Linked DNA regions of Mus musculus: all the other regions are linked to region 1. The links are chromatin loops, found by intact Hi-C in ENCODE. Cell type or tissue: heart. All regions are shown on one strand. Region 1 has its middle 63 kb from the start of Daam1. Region 2 overlaps Gm33487 (a long non-coding RNA gene). Region 3 overlaps Daam1 (dishevelled associated activator of morphogenesis 1). Region 4 has its middle 7.2 kb from the start of Gm40440. Region 5 overlaps Daam1 (dishevelled associated activator of morphogenesis 1).

Region 1 (5,000 bases):
CCCTGGCTGGAGGGAAGCCTGTCCAATCAGGGTGGTCCTGATGTCTCCTTTGCTACATTTTACTTACCCTGGTCACACCATCATTTGGCTTTGTTAAAACAGAGATTGGAGTGATTTCTTGACACTCGAGAATGGTGATGTGTGACTCATGGGACTTCCTCCGGAAACACAAGTGGGTTGTCCCACTAGTTCCTGCCAGAAGGTCCCAGCTTTCCGATGTACTCCAGGCACCTTCAATATGCTTACAGTCTTCCTAGATAGGATCTCAATGTGAAGTGAGGAGTAATGGTTTGGACCCAGAGCCAAGCATGTCTCTGCTTCTCTGAAGACAGCAGATGTGCCAGCCATCTTGGAGGCTCATTAGGAGGTCTCAGTTTGGGAGATATACAGCCAAGCGAATGATGGTTCGCTGCTAAGACTCAATGCCTGCCTGTGCACAGCCACTCACGGTTGTATGGGGGAATCTTTTATTAGAAATGTACTCCCATGACTGTATCTACCGCAAATTTCTAATGTCCCTCAATAAATCTCACATGTAGGCTTTAAATAACGATTCTTCCTTCTCTCCGTTCAAGCTGGAGAAGACTGTGTCAGCACTGAGGGACCGAACACTATTATTATTTCTGCCGTCCTCAAATCCTTATTATTTTCCAACATCTCAAATCAAATGCTGCGCTAATTTCCACAATACCCATTTTATTAGTTAAACAAATAAACCTGTAGTAGCAATACCATTAATAAATTAGCAAAATCCATCTGTAAGTGCATCCATTATGTTAAGTTTATGTTGCTCCTTATTTATAATAATATTGCCCTTCTCTGAACTATTTTACTCCACTAAAGGCATTAAACAATTCACTTTTAAAATTTATGGAAAAAAGATGGCTGGAATCCTGGTAATGTAATCCTTTGAAGTTTTATTTATTTATTTATTTATTTATTTATTTTGGAATACAGTTTGGAGAAAGCAAGAATTTTCTTTTCCTCTGCGAGAGGGCAAGGCTGTTGGTAGTTCAGTCCCTTCCCTTCGCCAGCCTTCAAGTCTAGCTCACGTTTCCATGCCCAAAGCATCATAAATAACCAATGAAGTAAAAGACTGTGTCTAAACACTAGGAGTCAATTTCCATAAACGCTCATGTTAAAAAATGCATGACTGGTGTGCTACAGTGTGGACGTGTTTCTCCCTCACCAGCATCAACCTCTGTGCCCTCAGGAATAAGTAAAAGGATCTCAAACCAAGAAGGTGGAGAGGAGCGAGTAGTAGGTGTTAACTGACCACTGCCCTCTGACCTGTAAACACAGTAAAATGGTAGGAAGCTAAACAACCCCGCCCCCACCCTCCGCCCCCACCCCTCACCCTTCACCCCCCACCAACGCCCATGACTCTGTTTCCACAATGGGTGACACAGCAGTGGCCGCCTCCATGACTCTCCGAAGCCAGAGAATACATATGTGGTGCTCACGCAGTGCTTTGGGCTTAAGCTACTGAACAAGAGCCTCTGCTTAGTAGAGAAAAAGACTTAGAGCAGCCACTGACTGTCATTACTGCTGCTGCTGTCCAAGAAAGCTGAGAATGGTAGAGAATAATTTCTGTTCTTTCTCACAATGCCTTAGTAAGTTCTATGTACGTTATTAGTTATTATTCGTAAGTTAGAATGTTGGTTTTATGAATACAGTTTTTGTCGTGTGTACCCAAGTTTTCTTAAGGTCCTAGGACCTTTGCTTTCCTGTGCAGAGCTTCCAGCAGGAAATTTTGCCTGGTTGGTCTGCTTTTAAACGAAAACCAGTATTCTTGTCGGCGTTTGCATTTTAAGGATTTTTACGGGCAAAATGCTCAACAGAGCCGTGCTACACTCTTCATTAGAAGAGGGAAGAGTAGAGAATGTCAAAAACAATAAACTCACGGAGTTTTGAGTCTCCGCTTCAAGCTTCAAGTTCCAGGCAACCTTTGAGACGTTTCGAAGCACAACACCGCCACCTTCTGGTAGCGTCTTGCCATCGTTCTCTCTGCCAGTTGATGGGGGCTCTCTTCCATCCATAATTTGTGTTTTCTGTTAGGACAGATCTAATTTGATTTGTAGCCTTGAAAACTTTAGGTAAAGTCTAGACAATGTCTTAGTTAATTTGAATTAAGATCAAAGAGTCTGAAAACAGAGGGCTTTTAACTGGTTCTGTTGTCGGAGAGGGACGTGATTTTGGTATCAGCGATCTTACCCGAGGCATTCTGTGCCGTTGTTTTTCAAATCTATTACAGGTAAGACTCTATTTCTTGTATCCCAGGCAGGCCTGGAACGCACTGTGTGGCTGAGGATGACCTTGAACTTCGGATTCTTCTGCTTCCTCTTTTTTTTAAGCTAGGGATTAAGCTGCAGCTATGTGTATACCAGGCAAGCACTGTACAGCTGAGAGGCATCTCCGGTCCACTTTCCTAGAGCATTGCAAACATTTTAAACATCACTTGTGTCCTAGGAGGTGGTGAGACTGAGAGGGTTTGCCCCTCACTGCTCCACACTGACCACAGTCAGCCTGCTACATCTCCTGGCCAAGTGAGTCACAGGGGAGATTGGCTAATGGGGTTTTCCTTTTCTGTCCAGTAGAGGAAAAGACGGCAGTGTAGAGGAAGGTGGTCCCAGCTCTGCTCTTACAAAAGACCAGGAGCCCCAAAAGATGGTGAATTGTAGTGAGAGTTTTGGTTTCTTAAAAAAAAAAATACAGTTCTTTATGTGAATATATATTTTTTATTTAATTCTCAAGCGTGGGATATGGGGCTGCTTCAGGTTGTCCACAGCAATTAACTGTGATTGTTTCTAGGTGGTGTGTGTGTGTGTGTGTGTGTGTGTGTGTGTGTGTGATAGAAGACTCTGAAGAAGGCATAAACAGGAGATCCCAAAGAGGGCCTGTGGGGCTGGCTGATGCTCTTCCAGTTGCTTCCCCCACTGCTGCTGGTGGGTTTGCTATAGCTTGTCTTCTGGTTTTCTGGATGGCCAGATATTCTGATGACTAAGATTGGACTTACCCCAAGGAATCCAAAGACCCAAATTGGCAGGAAATAGGCCAGAGAGGTCTACACCACACCCCCTTTCCCTCTAATCTTCTTTCTCTCCTATCCAGTGTTGGGGTTGAAAGGAATAAGGGTTGGAAGGGAGGTAGAGATATAAGAACCCAATAAAATAATAAGACAAATATGCCAACAGTGAATTCTCTGTTTGAGAAAAGGCCCAAGAATCTTGGCACCCTATGGGATATCCAGCCAAAATGGGACGTCACTGGCTACTTCAAACAGCTCTGCTGCACCTGGCTTTAGCTGCAAAGGGCTGTCCTCTCCTGTGGGCTAACGAGCCTCCTGCAATAAACCAGTTCAGCCAGCTTAGGCTATCAGAGCCAGTCCACAAGCACAGGCCAGAGGCAGGGCAGGAGAAGAAGAGGCTGTTGGCTTGGGTGAAGAAGAGAGCTGCCTTTGAAGGGTGCTCTCCCCACTGAAAGACTGCCATGCCTTCAAGCCAGGGTCAATACTGCCTCTACCTTAGTGGGAAACAAGAAGGCTTAGCTAGTGGTCACATGATGGGGGTCTGCTGCATCAGCTGGAGGAAGAACAGGTTGGGGGCATCTGGTCCACTGGAGGAAATGGATCTGCATTGCCTTCACACAGGTTAACACAGAAGACAATGCTGTTCTGGCTAGGCTGCTGGAAGCTTCAAGGAGCAACTACTACAGATACTATGGGAACTGCAGACATCTGTGAGACAAGGTTTTGGGTTCAAAGTCTGGCTGCCATTGCCAAGCTGGAAAAGGCAGAGGCCACTAAACTGAGTTAATTATGGACCAGATCAGTTTCCTCTGAATAAATAAAATCTGTTCTTCAGTTGGAAAAAAAAAAAAGACAAAGAGGGCTGGTGAGATGGCTCAGAGGGTAAGAGCACTGACTGCTCTTCCGAAGGTCATGAGTTCAAATCCCAGTAACCACATGGTGGCTCACAACCATCTGTAATGAGATCTGACTCCCTCTTCTGGTGTGTCTGAAGACAGCTACAGTGTACTTATGTATAATAAATAAATAAATCCTAAAAAAAAAAGACAAAGAATATTCTCTCCTAAGGTTTGGGTGTGATGGAGAAACAAGAGAGAGTATGGTTGGGGGAAAAAATCACGGATAAGCTGTACAGCTATGGAGAACATGGCCAAGAGAGTTGGTCCGAAAGCTGCCTAAGCAATCGGTAGGTGAGTGGGAGTTTTGCTGTTGTGTAATTCCTTTCATTGGGGTTAAGTGTTTCCAAGTGACTGGTTGACTGGAAATGCAGCTGGAGCCACTGATTTCACTCAGCAAGTTCTGCCATAGAGATATAGGCAAACAGTCAGTCTTAAGAAGAAATAGTTAACTGGAGGGCTGGCAGGGTGGCTCAGCAGGTGAAGGCACTTGCCGTCAAGTCAGATGTCATGAACTCAGTCCTCAAGACATACATGGTAGAACTTAAGAACAGACTTCTGCAAGCTGTTATCTGTTCATGGTGTATGCATATTTGTAAGTACACTGTAGTTGTCTTCAGATGCACCAGAAGATGGAGTCAGATCTCATTACAGGTGGTTGTGAGCCACCATGTGGTTGCTGGGATTTGAACTCAGGACCTTTGGAAGAGTAGTAAGTACTCTTAACCGCTGAGCCATCTCTTCAGCCCACATATTTGTACACACACATGTACACACACACTAACAACACACATGCACACAGACACACATGCTAAATATAGTTTAAAAGTAATAGCAATGAAAATGAATGCAAAAAAATATATGCTTTTGTATCTCATTTCTGAAACACCCTGCTAGGGCTAGACTTGGAGTGAATGTCCATTCGTTGCCCCACCACACTTGATCCCAAACTCCATGACAGGAAAGGGACATGCTCACAGAGCAACCCTACTTGTTTTCTTCTCCTTGATCCATGTACTGAGACGTGGGAGATATTGGGATAGGTAAGCAAGATGATCGTATTTTCAAAGTCAAGC
Region 2 (5,000 bases), 660 kb before region 1:
TTGTGGACAAGTAGAAGACTAACCATAACCAGAAACCATGCCTAACAGGGACGTGTTGGGCTCAGGTGCTACCCTTTTCTTCTTAGTCAGCAATAGCTCCATCTCAGAAGTACAGCACAGTAATTGTCAAAACAGCCCTAGGGACTGAGTGGCACCTCCAGGCCCTTTATTTTATTTCTTAACTGGACAGACTTTCATTCCTGGTGGGAGGCATGCATGACAGCCTCACTCTGATCCCTGAGTGTTCTCTGGCCACTGTGTTCACTGCCACTCCTACTTTCTTTCTCAGCTGATTAAGCCACCTGTCTGTGCTCTCGCCACCAGTGACTCAACTAGGGGCTCATCATGCTTATCAGCAGCCTTTAAACTCGTGGTTCTCAACCTTCTTAAGCCCTTCCATACAGTTCCTTGTGTTATGGTGGCCCCCAACCATAAAATTATTTTCGCTGCTACTTCATAACTGTAATTTTGCTACTGTTATGAACCATAATGTAAATCTATTTCAATCTGCTCTCAGGTCTCTAGAAGTCTCACGTTTGGAAAGCAGTAAGTGTACATGGTACAATGGCAGCAACTGTGTACAGGGTACAATGACAGCAAGTGTGTACAGGGTACAATGGTAGCAAGTGTGTGCATGAGACAATGACAGTTTTCTTTATGACAGAGACCTGTTTACAAATGAAAGTTAGTTCAATTAAAAACAATACCTGTATAGGAGTTATTTAAGAGAAATTACTAATATCTTTCCCATATCCAGCTCTTTCAAAGGGATTAACCATTAAGTGTGGCTCCCACTCTGTCCCAGTGCTGCAGGCTCTCGCTTGAGTCCAGAGCAGAAGGAAGAAGGGAAGGTGAGAGACATGAGATCGCTGTGCCTGAGATTGCATGTGCTTAGCTTTGGGGCGTCCCTTCCCTGGTACGTTCTTTCCTTCAGCTCTAGTGGTTATATAATTTGTCTGCAGCCCTTGTTTCGAATGACTCTGTGTTCCAGATTGTCATTAAGAACCTTCCAGCTAGGCGGGACATTTAATGAAATAAAAGCCCATCCTTGCAGTCTTTCAAAACAGTGGTGCTTGATTTTATCATGGGTTTTCTTTCCATTCCCTTTCCCTTTTAGCTTAACTAAGTTGCTACACAGCGGTAGTGCTATTTGAGCCCAAGTCACATGAACTCAAGCCTGAACTATAAAAGGATGCTTCAAAGTAAGAGTTTATTGATTCTTGAAGATGACAATAATGTAGTTCTCTTTTTTGTGGAATACCAAACAACATTTATTAGTTTTTAATTTAGAATTTAACCAAGATGTTCCTTAGTTCTTGCCTAGCATGTAGAAGGGCCTGCGTGCTATCCCCTAGTACACATAACGAGAACATTTTTTTTTTTGAGACAGGATCTCACTATGTATCTCTGGTTGCCCTGGAACTCATTAACTATATAGACCAGGTCGAGCTTGAACTCACAGAGATCTGCCTGCCTTTGTCTCCTAAATGCTAAGATTAAAGGTGTGCGCCATCATGCCAGGTAAGACTTTCTGATTATAACAACTGTCCTCAAACCTTTGGATTGGATCTCCTTCTTACTTTTAAAAATTACTGAGAGATTTTATTTAAAATTTGGAAATTTAAAAAGTGCATAATGATATAGCTGAAGTTAATCTACTCTAGAGGCTGAAGCAAGATTGCTCTAACTAATATCTTACAAGTCAATATGAAATAATGTATTTGCATGAAGTAGCCCTATTTGCTACACGGAAACTTTAATGAAATACACATTATTTTACAGTTTTGAAATTCTTTTTTTTAAAAATAAAGATCTATTTACTTATTTTATGTATGTGAGTACACCGTAACTGTCTTCAGACACACCAGAAGAGGGCGTTGGATACCATTACAGATGTTTGGGAGCCACCATGTGGTTGCTGGGATTTGAACTCAGAACCTCTAGAAGAGCAGTCAGTGCTCTTAACCACTGAGCCATCTCTTCAGCCACAAGTTTTGAAATTATTAGAGATAGTTGACTTAAAAGAGACCATGGTTTATCAAACTGCATTTGTATCTAATGTCTTAACAGAAACAAATCAGCTTTGACTCAGGGGCCCTGATAATGTCAGCCACCGTTGAAAACCACTGGTTTAGAGCAGCATTAGGCTCATGTAGGAAAAATGACATAATAATCATGATTAACAGTGAATACATTTAGAAAGCTTAGATACTAGTCGATTAGTTATTAGGACATAATTTTACAATGTATTTTACACTGTTTCTTCTCTGGGTTTGAGAGATGACTCCGTGTTTAAGAGCATGTGGCTCTTTTGGAGGATCTGGGTTCAATTCCCAGACCCAACCTTATAGCTCAGAACCATCCTAACTGCAATCTCAGGGGATTCTGATCTCAAGGGGCACCCGGCATGCAAACGGTGCACATGCATATGTGCAAGCAAAAAATTCAATAAATATAAAAATGTCTTTAAATCCTATTTTGGCTTAGAAATTGAGATTCATTTTTAAAGTCCTGAAAAGTACTTTTATATGTACTTGATCTTCCTGAGTGCTGGTAACAAAGATATGTAGAGAGAGAGAGACAGGGGAGGATCTTAGAACTTGTCAGTTGCACGTTTACTGTGCCCCCACCACAGTAGATAGAATTAGCATGTTCAGTAGGAAGAGTTCAAAATTTTGAGTTCTACGTAATTTTAGAGCTGACTAGTTTTGTAAATCTGGGAAAATTACTTCACTCCTCTGAGCCACACCCCGTGTGTGTGTGTGTGTGTGTGTGTGTGTGTGTGCCGCCCCACTCCCCCGCCGTGTGCGCGCACGCGTGCTTGATACTGACTATAACTAGGTATCAAGCCCTCCCACATTCAGCTCCAATATCAATAGCTAGTGAATTCCACCTGGGAACAGGTGGGGGCAGCAGTGAGCTGCATGAGCAGGAAAGCAGGTGACTGCACTTAAGACCCAAGGGGGCGAACTTCAGGCTGGATCTAAGCATGATGAAGCAGTGGTATGCAGAAGCCCGGAAGACCAGAGCAAATGCAGGATTAAGACACACATAAGCAGAACCGGAGGTGAGTATGAGAATTAAAGCCAAACGGTCACAAGGTGTAAGACCACCAAGCAGAGCCAGGCCAAGGCCTGGATAGTGTATTCAGGTCCTGCAGAGAAACCCTGCTCTCTGCTTGAGTTCAATGATGAAGAAACACTCCAAAGTGATGGCTTGGGCTGAAGGCATAGGCCTATCCTTAAAACATAATCTGCACAATGGAATGGGGACTTCATTCACAATTAATAGGCCCAGCTAAGGTAAAGGGGAGTGTTTCCCCCTTCTTCAGCCCCCTTTTATCCTTTCTCTTATAACAAAGTGGGTTTTTTTTTCCTTTTCTGTAGGTCATCTCACCTGAGGTGACCAACTTCTTGTCTGGTCTGGAACTGGGAGTTTCTCTGGCACTTGGCACTCTGTTTTAAAGGTGGACAAATTCCAGGTGACATAAGATGAGCTAGTCACTCTACCCCACGTGAAGATGGTTCTCAGCTGGAGCAAGCCAGTTGGATGGATGTTTTGAACAGCCAATGGCCCTCGTCTCACTGAAGGGAGCACACCTGTCAGAAGACAGAATGAATCCGACCCCAGGTGAACAGTCCCATCCAGCTGTGCTCCAGGCCAGTGCTATAGGAAACTTGCTGTGGTATGAGTTAGAAATCCCATTTTTTCATAAAAGTTGAGGTTTTATTTCTGTCATGTGGAGGTCCCAACTGGAAAGGAGTAGAAGAAAAAAAAATAATCTGGTTAATTTTGAGGTCCCTGGAGATGACTGAGCATGGGCAGCTAGTCTAATATAAAACTAGTTTTGAAGTTACCTGAATCTGTCACCCTACAAAGTTGCAACAACTCAAGCAATCAAGAGAACTATGAGCTTGAGCAGGTGACATGTAACCATGACTCTTTCTCTCTGCTTGCTTCACTCGGTGTTTTCCCAAGGGGGAAAAATATTCCATGACCACTGCATTCTGTGTGAGCTACATCTCCAGGGGTATAGTTTGCAGCAAATGTGCCTGCCTCACTAACATGAGAAGCACTGATTGTCAACCTTAAAACAAGTCATGGCAATAGATTCATTTTCACAAGTTCTGTCACACTGAGGGTAACATATATCCCATGGCTCCCACTATATTTCTCAGGATTTGTTATCTGCCTCAAATTTGATCTTTACTCCTCTAGAAAGGCTTGCAGCTTTCCCAGACTCTGTTCAGAATCTAGCATTTATGCTAAGCTTATATGAGATGGCTAGAACAACCAAGACTTCCAGGACTCGAGTTCTGTGTGTGCCATGATAGAATGTGCCCACCCCTCCTTGAACAGATCCAGCTATCTGCAACTTCTAGCTTCTAATCTGTGACAGTAGCATGCCTGAAGATGGTTCGCGTTAACTATCACCATGACAACTCTAGATTCACCTAGGAGGTAACCTCTGGGCATGTCTGTAGGAGGAGGCCATCTTGCTTGTATTGATTGAGATGAGAAGACCTGGCCACCTCTGGCATCCTCATCCCTCGCTGGGATTCTGAACTACGTAAATAGAGAAAGGAGGCTGAGCAGCAGCAAGCACTCCCCTCTCTGCTCCTTGATGCATTACATCATACAGCTGCTCCACACTCCTGCTGCCTTGATGCCTCTGCCGTGATGGACTGTCAGACTATCAGCTAGAAGGACCCTTTCTCTTAAGTTGCTTTTGTCAAGGTATATATATATTTTAGACCCACCAAAAAACTTTTATTAAGTGGAAGTTAGACTTACTTCGTGGTAATTAGCCAGTTACAAAGTACATCTAAATTCACATGTGTGAACATCATAGAAATCAGAATGGTCTTTCTGAAAGACTGGTGTTCTGGCTTGGTTTGTGCCAGTGCAAGCCAAGCGTAGAACCATACGCAGAGTCAGTACAGGTTGATGATGTTGTCAGACTAGATTGGCAACACCATATTCCTTGTTACAGCTAAGCA
Region 3 (5,000 bases), 220 kb before region 1:
GGGTGTCCTATAGTCTGGCTCTCCTTTTAAAAGTACCGTCTTTCCTTCATAGTTTTTGGAGACTTTGTCTAGCATCCTCTCCGGGAAACCTCCTCCGATTCTGGAGTGAACAGATAAGCCCAAGACAATGAGACCTGGACTGTTTCCTTACCCTGGAGGCAGGGATAAAGACATTAACTACACATGCTCCCGTCACAAGGGACTGCAGACTTGTCACACATAGGTCCAACATGACCCTAATGGGTATAGGAATGAGCTGGGAAAGTGGCACTGGAAATTACTAACCCACTTCCCCTTCTCCTAGAGCAGCCACACAGGGAGGCAGAGAGAACTAATTAGCATAACCATTGAGTGTGACTGTCCTCAGAGCCAAGCTGGGCCACCATCTTGGGACGCCCACTGAGCTCACTTGCAAAAGGACCGTCCCAGCTGGCTTGGTGACTCTTAGGCTGTTCTCAACTTGTGGATCTCCAGCAGGGGTCACATATCAGAGATCCTGCATATCAGATATTTTCCTTACAGTTCATAACAATAGCAAAACTACAGTTATAATGTAGCAACAAAATAATTTGATGTTTTTTTTTTTGGGGGGGTGGGGTGTGTGTGTCACCACAGGAGAAAGTGTGTTACAGGGTTACAGCATTGGGAAGGTAAAACAGACTGGTTTATACCCTCATGGAGGGTGGGAAGGCCACACTCCACCTGGGCATCTAGTTGCTCCCTACCCCTAATTGTATGCAACTCAGCCTTAATTGCACATGGCAGGGTTGGTGGGGGACAGCATTATTGGCTGAAAGAGACCAGGGAAAGGGTTTCATCTCATCAGTGGGGTAAGCCACTCCTCACTGTCTGTGCACCCTGTGCCCTCAATTGGTTCTCCAGAGCGAACTCCAACAGAATGGTGCCTCTGCTTATCCTTTGGAATTCTGAAGTGGTAGCTGTCAGTGGTGGCTCTCCCTGAGGAGAGGAGGTAGATGGTGCTTATGGCATCCCCTCTGAGAAGGAATTTTAACACCACCAAGTAACATGAACAAACCCCATCTCGACTTAGGAGCTGTTTATTTTCTCTGAAAACCCCAAGCCTACCAAAGTTTGATAAGCATACAGATGCTCAGCGGGTTGAGACGGGGCAACTGACCCTGAGGCCAGCATGGGCTCAGAGGAGAACTTTGTGACACAGAAAAGGCTTTCTCAGACAAAGGAAAAGAAGAAAAGAAAAGAAGAGAGCAAGAGAAGCAACCTTCGTCTGTGCTCAATAGAGTTTGTTTGATCCCATGGAAACACAGTTGATTACAAGGCCAGGGAAGAGATCAAAGGGCAGGTGGGGCATTTTTCTTCACTGTCCAGACAATGTCCAAACATTTATGTTATGGGTATGAGTATTCTCCTTGCAGGTCTCTGTCTGTGTATTACATGTGTGCATGGTGCCTGAAGAGGCCAGGAAGAGGTGTTATATCCCCTGGAACTGGAGTTACAGATGGTTGTAAGCCACAACAAGAGAGGTGCTGGGAATTGAACCCAGATCCTCTCTGCAAGAGCAACAAGTGCTCTCAACCACTGAGCCATCTCTCAAGCCACACTATGCATTCATTATTGTTTCTTTTTGTGTGTGCATATATATATTTATAGTTTAGGTAACCAGAGGTAGAATTACTGGGTCCTCTGCAATAAGTGCTCTTAACCACCAAACTATTTATCCAGTCCCCTCAAATTGTTTTAAACTTAAGCAAAGCTCATATTATTGGGAGGAAGCGTATAGATATAGAGATGTAATACATTATAAATACAATGTAATAAGCAGACCTTAATAATTAGAACCTATACATGACCCAGAGACAGGAAGTCTGTTACCCCAAATCCCACAAAGTTGGCATCTACTCAACTACCCATCAATGAGTTGCCCATTTGGCTTTGGAATGATTATGACCAAACCAATGTGCCCAAACTGGCTTGGAGAGACTGGGGTGAGGATGTCCAGACTCCATGCACAAACAGGGCAGGTATTGTGGTGGCCTACAATTTCAGCACTTGGGGAGGTAAAACTAAGATTCCCTAAATAAACTAGTAAATTAGGCTAGCCAGAATCTGCAAGCTGGAATTAGCGAGCTCTGGGTTTGGAGACAGCCTCAATATGGTAGAAATTGATTAATATATCATGTCAACTAATAAGTGTAAACAAACTTGTTCACACAACATTGAATGAATACACACACACACACACACACACACACACACACACACACACACGATATCCAATTTACTACATATAAATCCACATCAGGCTACAGGAAAAGGGCAAAGTTCTAGATGGGTCGGTCACATGCTGTGACTCTGTTATCACCACGGTCGGGTCGGTCGGGTGAGTGAAGACTAAACTGCCTAGAATGGTCTGAAGTCTTTACATCTCGTCATCCACATACCGAGGGCAAGCAAGGCTCTATGTGGTTCTGTGTGTAGCGCTACTCACGTACAGATAGGAGGCAATGGTGTGCTCGTGTTGCAGGATGGGTGGTCTGACCTGCGGATGTCTCTCCTGTCTGAACTCCAGCAGTGGAGAGCAGTTTTAGGTACCATGCAGTTACCCTGTAACTCAATGGCAAACAAAGCTGGCAGCAGTAATCAGAACACGGAGTCCAAAGATCAGGAAGGTCAGAGTATGGCGGGCCTGACGGATGTTTTCAGCTTGACTTCAAACTGGACTGAGGAGAAAGGAGCTTGCTGGGATGTCTTCCTCCTTGCAGGTGGCGTTTCTCGTACTGAAGCACATCAGGGATGTTTCATGACGCACAGGTGTTGATGCTGGAGACGGAAGCTCCATCACACCTAACTCAGAGGCATACATGTGCCACATCAACCAAGTACGGAAAGAGTTAGCAGTGTAGTCTAGACATACGAAACGCTGCTGCACTAGGGACCTACACTCCTTTAGGTCCAGGGTAAGCACATTTGAAAATACATATAGTATTCTGATTCACTGATTTGCTGCATTTAAATTCAATGGTAGAGTACACTAGGAAGTTTAACCTTGCTATTTTAATAATGCATAGAAAACAGATCTGTACACCCAGTGAAGTCATCTTTATTGCATATTGCCATTTAAAAAAATGTACAGTCTCATAGCACACACACACATCTTTTTTTTTTTCTTGGTTCTGTAACAACAGTCTTGCAACCTAAAGACTAAGTGGTTCCAGCTACTAAGCTAATAAGATACGAGACATTTAATTAAGTTTAAAAATTATAATGCTTTTCAATTTTTGGCATTATTTAAAAAAAAATCTTTAAAATACATACTCAAGAGAGAAAAGTGGCTACTTACACCAGCACCAGTCTAAAAAGTCGATTTTTGTTTGTTTGTAACAATGGCACATGAAGTTTCCTGCACACAGTCTTTAGGAAAATAAACCCAGAAGCTGGGGATGGCAAAGGTGGCCTACTGGGAGGCCTACATGGATGTGAGGATGATTCTAAGAGGGGCAAGGGGACATGCGACACAGACTTGCTCTCTGTTGTGAGTCTCTCTCCACAGTTCCAAAACTGAGCTGGACCAAACTTTTCCTGCTATCAATAGAAAAGAATATACAAAGAGGCACTTTAGATCAGAACAATGAAATCCATCACCCCACCCCACTCCTCCTCGCCACGTCTCCATCAGCACCGCAGCCAGGATGCTTGCAGCCTGTGGTTAGCGCGGGGCTGGGAGAGTCAGCTCTGCTTTGTCCCTGTGACTGCCTTAGTGAAGAGCCATTTGCTTCCACATAATGGGTAGAAGGTCGCTAAGTTTGTGATGAAGAAAGACAAAAAAAAAGTAAAAAGCACAGCTCTTGACAATTCTTAGAGCGCTGCTTCACAGCTTTTACACAGCACAGATTCCTCGCCATCTGCACTAAACATTATAGTTCATACAGATTAGTTTTTAAATAGTACGGTTCCTGTCTACTATGCACATTGGTATTCTACCGTCCCTGAAAACACCGTGGAGAATGTGAACTCCTTGGTGGGCAGGGACTCTGTCTTGCTTACCACTACAGCTCTACTATGCCTGGTACATAGTAAGTGCTTAATAAATATGTGATACTTGACTGAAAAGAAAACTCAATTTAGCGAGTAAATAATATTGTAGTGCAATAGGAAAAACTACTCTCTCCACAGGAAACCCAACCACAAAAGGAAAGATGGAAAACAAGAGAAAATGCTAGTCCCTCCCCACACCCTAGTACAAATAAATAAAGCAAAAGAAAACAATAGTAACAGTCCTCTTTACATACCATATAATTTAAGGATACTAGGAGCTGGCAGGTCAGTGGTAAGCGTCCATTTTTATTCTCTACTGCTCATTGTGTTTTATCTCCCTGAGAGCTTTATTTTTTGGACTGAAATTGTACAGGTAGCGTCACTGACACACAATTTAAAATGACAACACGTAACAGCGATCACTTCAAATATTCTTTGAGATAAATAGATTTGAGCATCCCTGTAGATACTGTTGACGTTTCGTGTCCATCTGAGTGTCCTTTATCCTGGGACATGCAGCACGGCCTGTGAGGAAAACTGAAGACGCCCCAGAAGCACCCCTATGCCTTTAAGAAGAATCTTCAGGGAGTTCTTCCACTAAGTCTTGGATGGGAAATCTTATTTGTCAGGTCTATAGATCTGTATTGTTAGGTCAATGAGGAAGCTCTGGCAATTCTGGTTCTTAACCAGGATCCAGGAGGCATCACTGGGAAAGTGTGATTTCAAAAAACAAAAAAACCAAAAAACCAATGAAAGAAGTCATCAAGAGCACTTGGCAGAAAAATTGATGAAATTAGGGGGGAAACGGTGTTCAAGTTTTAAATATATAAACGAAGTGTGATTGACATTCTACATGATATGAATGTGTGCAAGATGTTCTCAACAGACGTTTGTACCCTAGACAAGCGTGTACCCCAACAGCAGCATCGGAACCTTGGAGCTGTTCCGCTATGTCAGTCACTGATGCGGGTGGCGGTGCCTGGCCC
Region 4 (5,000 bases), 280 kb before region 1:
AAACTCTTATACCACTGATGACCTTAGACCAGAAATGATTAAATAATGTAGCGAGTGCTATACACAGTAAATATAAAGAAGCAAATGAATGAAATAAAAGGAGACAAGGAAAGAGAAAATGAAAGCAATACTAAGTGAAAGGAAAAGGCAAAGAATATTATAGATGGGAGAGGACAAAAAGCAATAGAGTTTTTTAAAAAAAACAAAAAAACACAGTTCCCCAATAGTGAAAAAAAGTAATCAAAATAGTTAAGTATAATCCAAGAAGTAAAGTAAAAACATAAAAATTTAAAATAACAAGAAAGCACCACGAAAGCAGAATTTTTTGTTTTTGTTTTTTGTTTTCCGAGACAGGGTTTCTCTGTGTAACCCTGGCTGTCCTGGAACTCACTCTTTAGACCAGGCTGGCCTCGAACTCAAAAATCCACCTGCCTCTGCCTCCCAAATGCTGGGATTAAAGGTGTGTGCCCCCACTGCCTGGCTGAAATGCATAATTTTCAAGGTGGGAGAATTACAAAGAGAAAAGGCTGAAATGTGGGGGTTTGTTTTCTTGGTTCTTTAAAAATGGAGTCTTCCCTCTTCCTGTAAGCGGCCAGAGGTCACCTGCCAAGATGGTTCGCTACTCTCTTGACCCAGAAAACCCCACAAAATCATGCAAATCAAGAGGTTCAAACCTTCGTGTTCACTTTAAGAACACCCGGGAAACTGCCCAGGCCATCAAGGGTACGCATACCTGCAAAGCCACCAAGTATCTGAAGGATGTCACTTTAAAGAAGTAATGTGTGCCATTCCGGGGGGATAATGGTGGCGTTGGTAGGTGCACCCAGACCAAACAATGGGGCTGGACACAGGGTCGGTGGCCAAAAAAGAGTGCTGAATTTTTGCTGCACATGGTTAAAAATGCAGAGAGTAATGCTGAACTTAAGGGTTTAGACGTAGACTCTCTAGTCATTGAACACATCCAGGTGAACAAGGCACCTAAGATGCACCGACGAACCTACAGAGCTCATGGTCGGATTAACCCATATATGAGCTCCCCCTGCCACACTGAGATGATCCTGAGAAGGAACAGATCGTTCCAAAGCCAGAAGAGGAGGTTGCACAGAAGAAAAAGATATCCCAGAAGAAACTGAAGAAACAAAACCTCATGGCCTGGGAATAAATTCAGCATAAAATAAATACAGATAAAGTTTTTAAAAAAATGGAGTCTTCCAGGTGGACATAGAAATTGTCACTTAAACTTGGGGACTCTTCTCTTTCTGACAGTTTATACTTTTGCTGAACCTGCACTGGAGAAATATTAGTCTTCCACAGACCTCTCTTCATTTTCATAGCTTCCTTTCCTTGCATACCACACCGCCTGCTACCACACCAGTCTTTACCATCTGTGGACCAGACAGGTTCACCCACCCTCCTGAGACTCCCTGATTTAAATGTCCTGTGGTGGCCAGCGTTTTCACCAGAGGGCGTCTGTCTAATGCACTGGGACTCACACACACAACACTGAGATCTCTACAGACAAACCAGTCTCCATCCTTTCAAATCTACCCACCTTTGGCACGGTCCTGGAGGAAGAAGACTATTTCCAGAGCTGCCATGGTCGGAGCCTACTCTCAGGCAGCCCTGACACACTAGGTTCAGCAACTGTCTCAGGAGGGAGATTAAACAGATAATTCATAGTGAAAAGCAGAAAAGGGAGGTTTATTCAATGTGGGCACACTGGGAAGAGAAAAACGTAGACCGTTGACCACTAAGTCTATCTTTGGGTATAGGTGTAACTAGAAGGTGAGACTTATACATAACTATGCAGTCCTGGCCCTGCCCACGCCCATTAGTCTTCCCTATAAGGTGGTCTGGCGAGTTTTCAGAGCTCTGTGAAACTTCTTTCCAGGAGAGAGGCTTCCCTTCCAGCTGGTGCCAGGGCCCCAGCTTTTGCCTTCTTCCATTTCGAGACTCCTGGTAAATTTTCAATTGCTTTGGAGTTCATTGTTTTAATTGTCTTATAACTAAAGGGCACACATACCTAGAACGTCTACCAGGATGGTTATAATTTAAGTGCCTGAAATACTGCTGCTTTTCCACAAGATGGCTCTATTATCAAATACAACAATTTTCAAAGCTGGAAACTTATGAACCACTTGTAAACGTTGGTACCTTGGGGTGCATTAATCTTTAAACATTTTAATGTCCTTATTGATAGCAGCTTTTCTCTTACCATTTACCTGTTTAGGTTTTGTAGGGAACCTTGGAGATGGCTCAAGACCCCCAAGACCAAGTTCTCAGTGCAAAAGAGATTTATTTAGCCAGAGAGGCAGAGGGCAGGGCTAAGGGACAAAGAGCCAGAGACAGGGTGAAGGGGAGGGAAACAAGGGAGAGGGAAGAAAGGGGGCAAGGAAGAGGGGTAGGGTGGTGTTAGTCCCAGAGGACAAAGGACTGCCTCTGGATAGAGAGGAGACAGACATGGCTCATAAGCAAATGGCGGTTTATAAAGGTAAAGGGGGAAAAGACTATGTTAGGATGAAGTGTTTAATTTTAATTGGGCATGATAATTAGGTGAGCCAAAGGGGATTTTTTGATTGCTGGACTTCAATACTTTGATAGCTAGACCTTGGTAGTCAGCCTAAGGAGGAGAAAGTGGCTAAACAAGGGAATAGACCTTGGTGGGTAGTTTAGGAATGGAATCTAATGGGCTTTAGCAAGGCAGAGGGAATAGGGGGGAGTAGGGAAAGGACAAGGCCTGCCAGACCCAAATTTGCCGTGCCGGATTGGCTAGAGTACCTTCAGGTATGTTTATTTTAAGATGTTTTAGTTTTAACTTTGTGTAAATGGGGGTTGGAAAAGACACACCATGCAGATGCCCTCGGGGTTCAGAAGAGCCCATTGGATCACCTAGAGCTGGAGGTACAAACATGGAGGAGAGAGGGTAACTCGTGGGAGTTGTTTTCTCAGCCAGATGATCAAACTCAGGCCATTCCAGGCACCTTTATCTGCAGATCTATCTCACCAGCTCTGAATTATGTAATATATTAAAGTATAGATGATATCATTTTAAAATAGCCTACGTGTGTTGAAAATATTTTAACAGGAAATAGCATTGAGTATATACATTAAAATGCGTTTCAATTAAAATGTCTACTACTGTATATTGCTAGTAGCAGGTTTCTCACACTCAATCCTTTGAAGGATAAGCATCGTCTCAGTACTACGGGTGTTCAGTTCATGTGCTTTAATTGATGGCCTCATGTCCTGTGCTGTGGATGGAGCCTGTCATGGCAACTGAGAAACAGGTCAAACTTCTCAGATTTAGAAAACGGTATTGGGGTAGCCAGTTAAGAACAATCTATGAAGCATAATCTTTTCTTTTCAGAGAATGGGATGGAACATTTGGTGTGGCCAACATTTAATGAATGCTTCCATCCATATCTCTGCTTAAACTATATCATTTACTTTACTCTCTGTGGCTTCCATACTACTATGCTTACCCAAGGATAAAGCGGTGGAGATGAAAAGAAATAGTTTGTTCAAGATCACTTAGCCCAACAGCCGGAGAAGTTGGGTGGGCTGGCTGGTTTTATGTCAACTTGACAAAAGCTAGAGTCACCTGGGAGGGGGAAACATCAGTTGAGAAAATGTCTCTCTAAGATGGGACTGTAGGCAAGCCTGTAGGCCATTTTCTTAGTTAGTGGTTGATGGGAGAGGGGCCCGGCTCTTTGTGAGTGGTGCCATCCCTGGGCTGGTGGTCCTGGGTGGTATAAGAAAGCAGACTGAGCAAACCATGGGGAGCAAGCCAGTAAGCAGCACCCATCCATGGCCTCTGCATCAGCTCCTGCCTCCAGATTCCTGCCCTGCTTGAGCTCCTGTCCTGACTTCCCTTGATTATGAACTATGATGCAGAAGCAGAAACTGAATAACCTTTCCTCAAAGTTTGCTTTTGGTCAGTGTTTTGTCATAGCCGTAGAAACCCTAATGAAGACAGTGAGGAAGGCAGACTCGAGCTCACTGATCTTGTCCTCTGTGCCTAAAACTTAGGTCTTTTAGGAGTGTTCACTCCACCTGAGTCCACGCTGCTGCTAGAACAACCACTCTGTTGACAGTAGTGAACCTATATCCTATTCCGTACCTCTGCCTGTGGGAACTTCTGTGGGAACTTTATGAAAGCTTACATACAGACTCACCTCTTTAGAGAAGCATCCTTCAAGGTCTCTGGAAATGGGAAGTTAATCTTTCAGACTTATATTAGCACTGAACAAACAGACAATACACCATGGAAACTAGGAAAGGTCAGATTCTTGGAGATCACCGAAGGCCCGGGCAGAAGGAGAAGTGTTGTCAGTTACGGGTTCTTATTTTAATGACACAGGACAGCCTTGTAATAGTGACCAGGATAGAGTCAAGTAAATGCACCATTTTGTGAGTTTGGTGGGAAGGTATTAAGAGAAGGAATATAAACACGGCCTCGTGGAAATCTGCTGCTTCTTATTCACTGCTAAAGGTTCCCTGAAGAGGGGGCCTTGGAAGGTCTCCTGTGACCAACACTGAAGGGCAAAGGAAAGAAGGGAGAGAGGAGAACAGAAGAAATTAATGAAAGAGAAGAAGAGACTGAAGAGAGAGGAAAACAAAGGATTGATTGAGAGAGAGAGAGAGAGAGAGAGAGAGAGAGAGAGAATGTGGAGCATCAGATGATCAATGAAAACTGAACATTTATGTGTTTAACGCACAGCTAGTTTTTCCTCACATCTGAGGCAGTCTCACTGTGTGGTGCAGGCTGGCCTCAGTCTCACTCCGGATCCTCCTATCCATATTAATGTTGGAGGTGCATTCCTGCCCCGCCAGGCCTACCTAGCTTAATGTGATCATTAAGCCGTTGTGCTAGGCTCTTAGCCACCCGTGGAAAGCAACAAGTCTTGGGGAGCAGGTAAGTTGAGTGAAGCAATGTGTACTAACTACAGGACAGCAGTTGCAGATTCATTCTCAGCTCCTTCCATTGTTTCAGCTTCTCC
Region 5 (5,000 bases), 210 kb before region 1:
CCTTCCATTTGCTTCACCTTGCGTCCCCCTTTGACTCAGAGCTACCTGTGTACAGAAGAGCTGCTCTTCAGAAGCTCTGCTGAGGCTAACTATATGGCCTCACATGCAGCCAGGTGCTCTGCCACTCGGCAGCACCCCTGGCCTTCCATTTACTTTTTGTTGAGACAGTCTCACTAGGTTGTCCAGGCCAGCCTTGACCATGCTTTGTAGCCCAAGCAGGAATTGAACTTGCAGTCCTGCCTTTGTTTTCTGAGTCAGAGAAGCCAAAAAGCCTCGCTGATGCTTATACCCTTAAAAACAAATCAGATTTTACACATGGGGCAGTGAGTATTCCAAAGGACCTAGAACAAATATATATTCTCTAACACGTTTGGCTGTGATTCAAACCACTTCGCGCATTTGCACTTCAATGCGGTGCCAGCGAAGTGCCTGCTGCTCTGCAGTCTAGCTGGCAGAGCAGGGCTGGCCGTACTTACTTTACTTTCGCTGCTTGAGGAATATCCCGCAACTCTTCGCTTAGGTTGAGGACTTTGGGGTACTTATTCTCCACAATAGTTATTAGATAGTGCAAAAGAGTAATGTTCCTACGATTAAAGAAAAGGAGAACATGAAAAGTGATTAATATGGTTTATCTATTCACGGGGCAAGACCCAACATACACCAAGAACTGGTAGCGTGGCATGAGAACAGTTGTTGCACCCATTAAGGACAGCAGCTGTTTAGAAGCCTAAAAGTATTTTGCAAGTCTAGAACAACTCGATGTTGTGGTTATTGGTGATGCCCACTTAAGGTTTCATGCAAAGGGTGGTTGGATGAAAAGCCCCCATTTCAGAGCTGATGCTGGAAGTGTACCATGACTGTGCCGTTACATACACAATGTCCCTGCAGCTGTGAAATCACTTCTAATTTTAGCAGTTCTTCAGCTCTTAACTGCATGACCCTCGGTAGTTATAACAGCTGTTGGCGCCATTTTCCTGTCTGGTGATGACAGGATCGAACCTTGACTGACCTGGATAGGGAAGGGGGTGTCTGATAACGCTATCAGGCAAAGCTGTGCTAGTCTGGTCCCGTGGTCACCAATTCTACTGCACATCATAGTCACCTGGACTCCAGATGCCTGGGCCAATACCAGAGATCCATTTAACTGGGATGAGGTGGGGCCAGGCATGGATAGTTGTTAAAATTCTCTGGTTAGTCTAGCTTAGACAAAGAACCACTCATCTATCAAAGCTGTCCTAGTTAGAAGTATACAAATACATTTGTAGTAACATTTCCATAATTTAGGCAGTTTGCTAATTTACAGGGCTAAGCCACTATGCCCCAGCCCACCTATACCAAAGGGCATCAGGGTTGCCTAACAATGTTTTCCCATAACAATGTAAAGCATTTGCAGTGTTCTGTGGCTTTACCCAGACAACACTCCTGCTCTCATGGCAAGGGTTCAAATAGGTTTTTCTTTATTTTTGTTCCTACCAGTAATTAGGAAACATCTTCCATTAAAACAAAACAGTGGCCAGTACTCCTGGCCTCTCAGGCTTCTGTGAGCTTGCTACATCTTATTATTGAAGTATTACCACTGCTTATAGAACCTATCTCTCTGCCCTGAGCCTCTCCTCTAAAGGTGGAAACAAAACACTGGTAACTATCACAATAATGCTATTCTCTTCATTATTTTAGAGAGATGCTTTTTTAATCTAGAGAAATTCCCACAGAGAAACTGTGTAGCCCTCCCTGGCTGTCCTGGAACTCACTTTGTAGACCAGGCTGGCCTCGAACTCAGAAATCCGCCTGCCTCTGCCTCCCAAGTGCTGGGATTAAAGGCGTGCACCACCACTGCCTGGCTGATAATAATTTTTATTTATTCTTTTGAGAAAACTTGTTCATATAAATTCTGTAGTCACTTTACTAAGCAGACACCCTGTAAGAACCAAATTATCAGAAAGTGGGGGATGGGTGGATACTGACTTTGCCTGTGCATGCACAGGGAGAAGTTGCAAGAGATGGTGTCCTTTCAAAGACGGCTGTTCTTTATATGCAAATAAGAGGCTGCAGGTCCCTCTAACAGCCTGCAAACAAGACCCACCTGTGGGCAAAGAGCAGCACTGTGGACTGACCTGCAGATCAGGGGTTAAATCCTCCCCCAGGCTTGGGGGTGGAGCAGCAAAACCGCTACTTGGCATTGCCTTGGCTTTCTTATCTGACAACATGTGGTAAGGAACTTGGCCTGGCCACTGACAAGCTATTGTGACAATCAAATGTGAAAGTGCTCCAAAAAGCACTGGGGCTCCCGCTAAGGAAAGGACAACAGCACTGTCTCTGTGATGTGAAAATAACAGCTTAACACATGGCTTACTTCTTTTCTCAGACCGAGAGCTGCTACACACTATGGCTGCTATGCACTATGCTTCAGTAACCCTATAGGGAACATAGGGTAAGAAGTCTCATTAGTGAGGAGTAATTGGGGCGGACAGTCCGTCATGCTAAAGGGATTTGGCTCTGAGCAGCTTTACCTCAGGAAGGATTGTGCGAGGTCCTTTGAAGCCAGTGAGCGCCTCAGAGAAACAAAGCTCTTGGACAAACACGTGTTAATGTGCGTGATGACCCTACCTGCTCAGGACACAGGGGCTGGCATCTTAGCGCTTCTAACCAGACAGTTTACCTCAACTGTGAGGCTGTGCACATCCTAGGACACAACTTAAAGAGCCTTGGGGTGTGCAGCTGAAGGCAACTGCATTCACAAGACTGAGACATTCCCAGGATGCCCGGTTTCTCCTTTTTCTGAAACACAGTTCTCTGTGGAGGGGCAGAGACTAGAGAGGTCATGAGACACTCAGAGCTGGGAGGGCTATGACTTGGTTTTGGCTGGATAGAGGTCCATCAGTGAGTGGCTTTTTAGCATGTTATACTAAAAGTTTAAATTTTTTTACATTTATTTATTTACTTAAATTTTGTGTGTATGTGCATGCACACACATGAAATGGCATGTATGTTTGGGTCAGAGGACAACTTGTGTGAGTCAGGCCCTCAGTCTTGGGGAAATCACCTTTACCCATTGAGGTACCACACCAGCCCCATGAGTGAGTGAGTGAGTGAGTGAGTGAGTGAGTGAGTGAGTATTTATTTATTTATTTACCTTGGAATAGATCGGTGGTTCTTATCTGTGGTTCCTGACTCCCCCCGTCAGATATCAGATATTTATATTACAATTCATAACTAGAAAATTACAGTTATGAAGTAGCAACAAAATAATTTTATGACTGGGGGTCACCATAAGAGGAGGAACCATATGAAGGGGTTGCAGCATTAGGAAGGCTGCGAACCACTGGAATAGACAGCGTCCCTATGCAGAGAAAGTAGATGAAGGGTCCCAGGGAGCTGGAGGGTTGCGTCTGTTTGTGAGAGGAATGGGAAGGAATGGAGGTTCAGGAGCATGGTCAGGAAGCCCGAGGCTGCAGGGTCTAGGTGGGCAGTTCACGGTCTATAAAAGCACCTTGGTGCGCCAAATGCTGGAGGGGCACACACTTACTTGTCAATACTGGATTTGGTATCCGCTATCTTGTTGAGGCTGGAGATCTTGAATCCATATGCATTGCCTCTTTGTCCTTTATTCATATAATTTCCAAAAGCCAAGACCACCTCCAGGAGCTGCTTGAGGGCGCGGCTCCTGAACACCTCCTCAGAGCCAGAGCGAATCGCTTCAAAGCAAGATGCCCAAAACACACCAGTTACGGCCAAGGCTTTCAGTTACCCTGTCCTAGAGCAACACATCTTAACAGGCATTCGGGGTGTAAGAGTGGGTCACTAGACTGTGACCAAGCACTTTCAAGACATGCAAATTAGAAGCACAGTTAACAGCTACCATGGAAGGAGGTTCCACAGAGAATGGAAAAGTTCCTCTCCATTCTCAGCCCTTCTCAGGACTGACTCGCCAACCTGAAGCACTTAGGAACAGGACAGGACAGCAGAGCAAGTCTGTTTCCATTGCCTCTTGTGGCTCAGATCAGTGAATGAGTTCTGCTGGCAGTGAACTAACTGGCCGTGTGTCATGGATGGCTTGTAGGTATTACATCAGGGACTGGAACTCCGACCCTGACTCCACTGTACACTCTGTAACTGATCTTTAGTATCATCCACATCCCGAACATAAACACAGCACACTTAGGAAACCTACACTCCGCCCTGAGGAAATCCTAGGAAGGCACGGCAATGAGAATGCTAATTATAGGTTCAATGCTAGGAGTGGCAAATTCATTCCTTAGCCATGCTCATGTGGTCAAAACCCCAGTCCCTGGGAGAAGCTCAGGCCATTTGCAGGAGCTCCAGAGCCCAGGCCAGGCCAGGGTATGTAAGACACAGACCTTATATGACCATCCATTGGAATTTCAAAAGAAGCAGTTGTTTACTTTGGGCACTTGAGACAGCCAATATCTCCTGCTAAGTGGTTTGACCTTACCTTCTACTTTGGGCTTCACTTCTGCCACACGCTCTGCAAACTTCTTTTTGAAGTACAGTGATTGCAGTCTTTGCTGGTAATGATTAATTCTGTAAGAGCAAGGTGGGTTGATCAGCACTCAGAAGGAGAGCTCATTTCTCTCAAATCAGCATGGGGTATTTGGGTGATTGCCTGGGGCCCTTCATTTCAAACTCCCCTCACGTACCAACAGCTCTTGTGAAAACAGAAGAGATGAAAGGAATCAAAATGTAGATAGACTCTCCACTTCCCTCACTTCTCTCGAGTCTCTTCCCTTTTCAGTCTGGCCTTTGGCAAGGCTACAAAGACTTGTCTCTGTCACACAGCCCTCATACTCATTCCCAACCCTTTTTGCTTTGCAAGCAGCTCATTCAGCTAGGCTCCTGAAGGCAAGCGAACTTAGCCTTCCAGAGAGCTCCTAGAGGAGCCAGGGACCTGCTGGCCTCGGCTCTGCAGCGAAGCTCCAAGGTCCTTGCTGCTCGTTAGTTAGGGTGGGAGCTGCTGCAGTGTGCCTTCCCATGAAGCTTAA

Evidence for each region. Hi-C counts contacts between places; a loop is a spot of excess contacts. Peaks named below come from ENCODE experiments on the same cell type or tissue, not always from the same donor. Only the 100,000 strongest peaks of a DNase experiment are listed, where the experiment ranks them.
Region 2: it touches region 1 in a loop (3.0-fold over the local background); 14 of 42 quality-filtered maps call a loop at or near these places.
Region 3: it touches region 1 in a loop (2.5-fold over the local background); 4 of 42 quality-filtered maps call a loop at or near these places.
Region 4: it touches region 1 in a loop (8-fold over the local background); 38 of 42 quality-filtered maps call a loop at or near these places.
Region 5: it touches region 1 in a loop (2.5-fold over the local background); 4 of 42 quality-filtered maps call a loop at or near these places.

What each region holds. Positions count from the first base shown.
Region 1 is chr12:71,765,601-71,770,600 of GRCm38, reverse strand. No RefSeq gene overlaps it. Among named protein-coding and RNA genes, the nearest start is that of Daam1, 63 kb to the left of the region's middle. In heart, a CTCF peak has its summit at 1,994 (motif pointing left); a DNase peak (open chromatin) is centred at 1,970; H3K4me3 peaks cover 640 bases; H3K27ac peaks cover 1,018 bases.
Region 2 is chr12:72,425,880-72,430,879 of GRCm38, reverse strand. It overlaps Gm33487 (a long non-coding RNA gene), which reads left to right. Exons shown (of 3, transcript XR_381676.2): 1 at 1-1,202; 2 at 3,387-3,630. Among named protein-coding and RNA genes, the nearest start is that of Gm33487, 3.9 kb to the left of the region's middle. In heart, a CTCF peak has its summit at 2,915; a DNase peak (open chromatin) is centred at 2,889.
Region 3 is chr12:71,990,391-71,995,390 of GRCm38, reverse strand. Daam1 (dishevelled associated activator of morphogenesis 1) reads right to left here. Exons shown (of 26, transcript NM_026102.3): 26 at 3,015-5,000. Among named protein-coding and RNA genes, the nearest start is that of Gm40440, 47 kb to the left of the region's middle. In heart, no CTCF peak of the experiment used is centred here; no DNase peak of the experiment used is centred here; H3K27ac peaks cover 369 bases.
Region 4 is chr12:72,044,871-72,049,870 of GRCm38, reverse strand. It overlaps the pseudogene Gm7986. Among named protein-coding and RNA genes, the nearest start is that of Gm40440, 7.2 kb to the right of the region's middle. In heart, a CTCF peak has its summit at 2,068 (motif pointing right); no DNase peak of the experiment used is centred here; H3K27ac peaks cover 359 bases.
Region 5 is chr12:71,976,338-71,981,337 of GRCm38, reverse strand. Daam1 (dishevelled associated activator of morphogenesis 1) reads right to left here. Exons shown (of 26, transcript NM_026102.3): 20 at 4,454-4,542; 21 at 3,527-3,695; 22 at 477-584. Among named protein-coding and RNA genes, the nearest start is that of Gm40440, 61 kb to the left of the region's middle. In heart, a CTCF peak has its summit at 24; DNase peaks (open chromatin) are centred at 1,047 and 2,197; H3K27ac peaks cover 3,781 bases.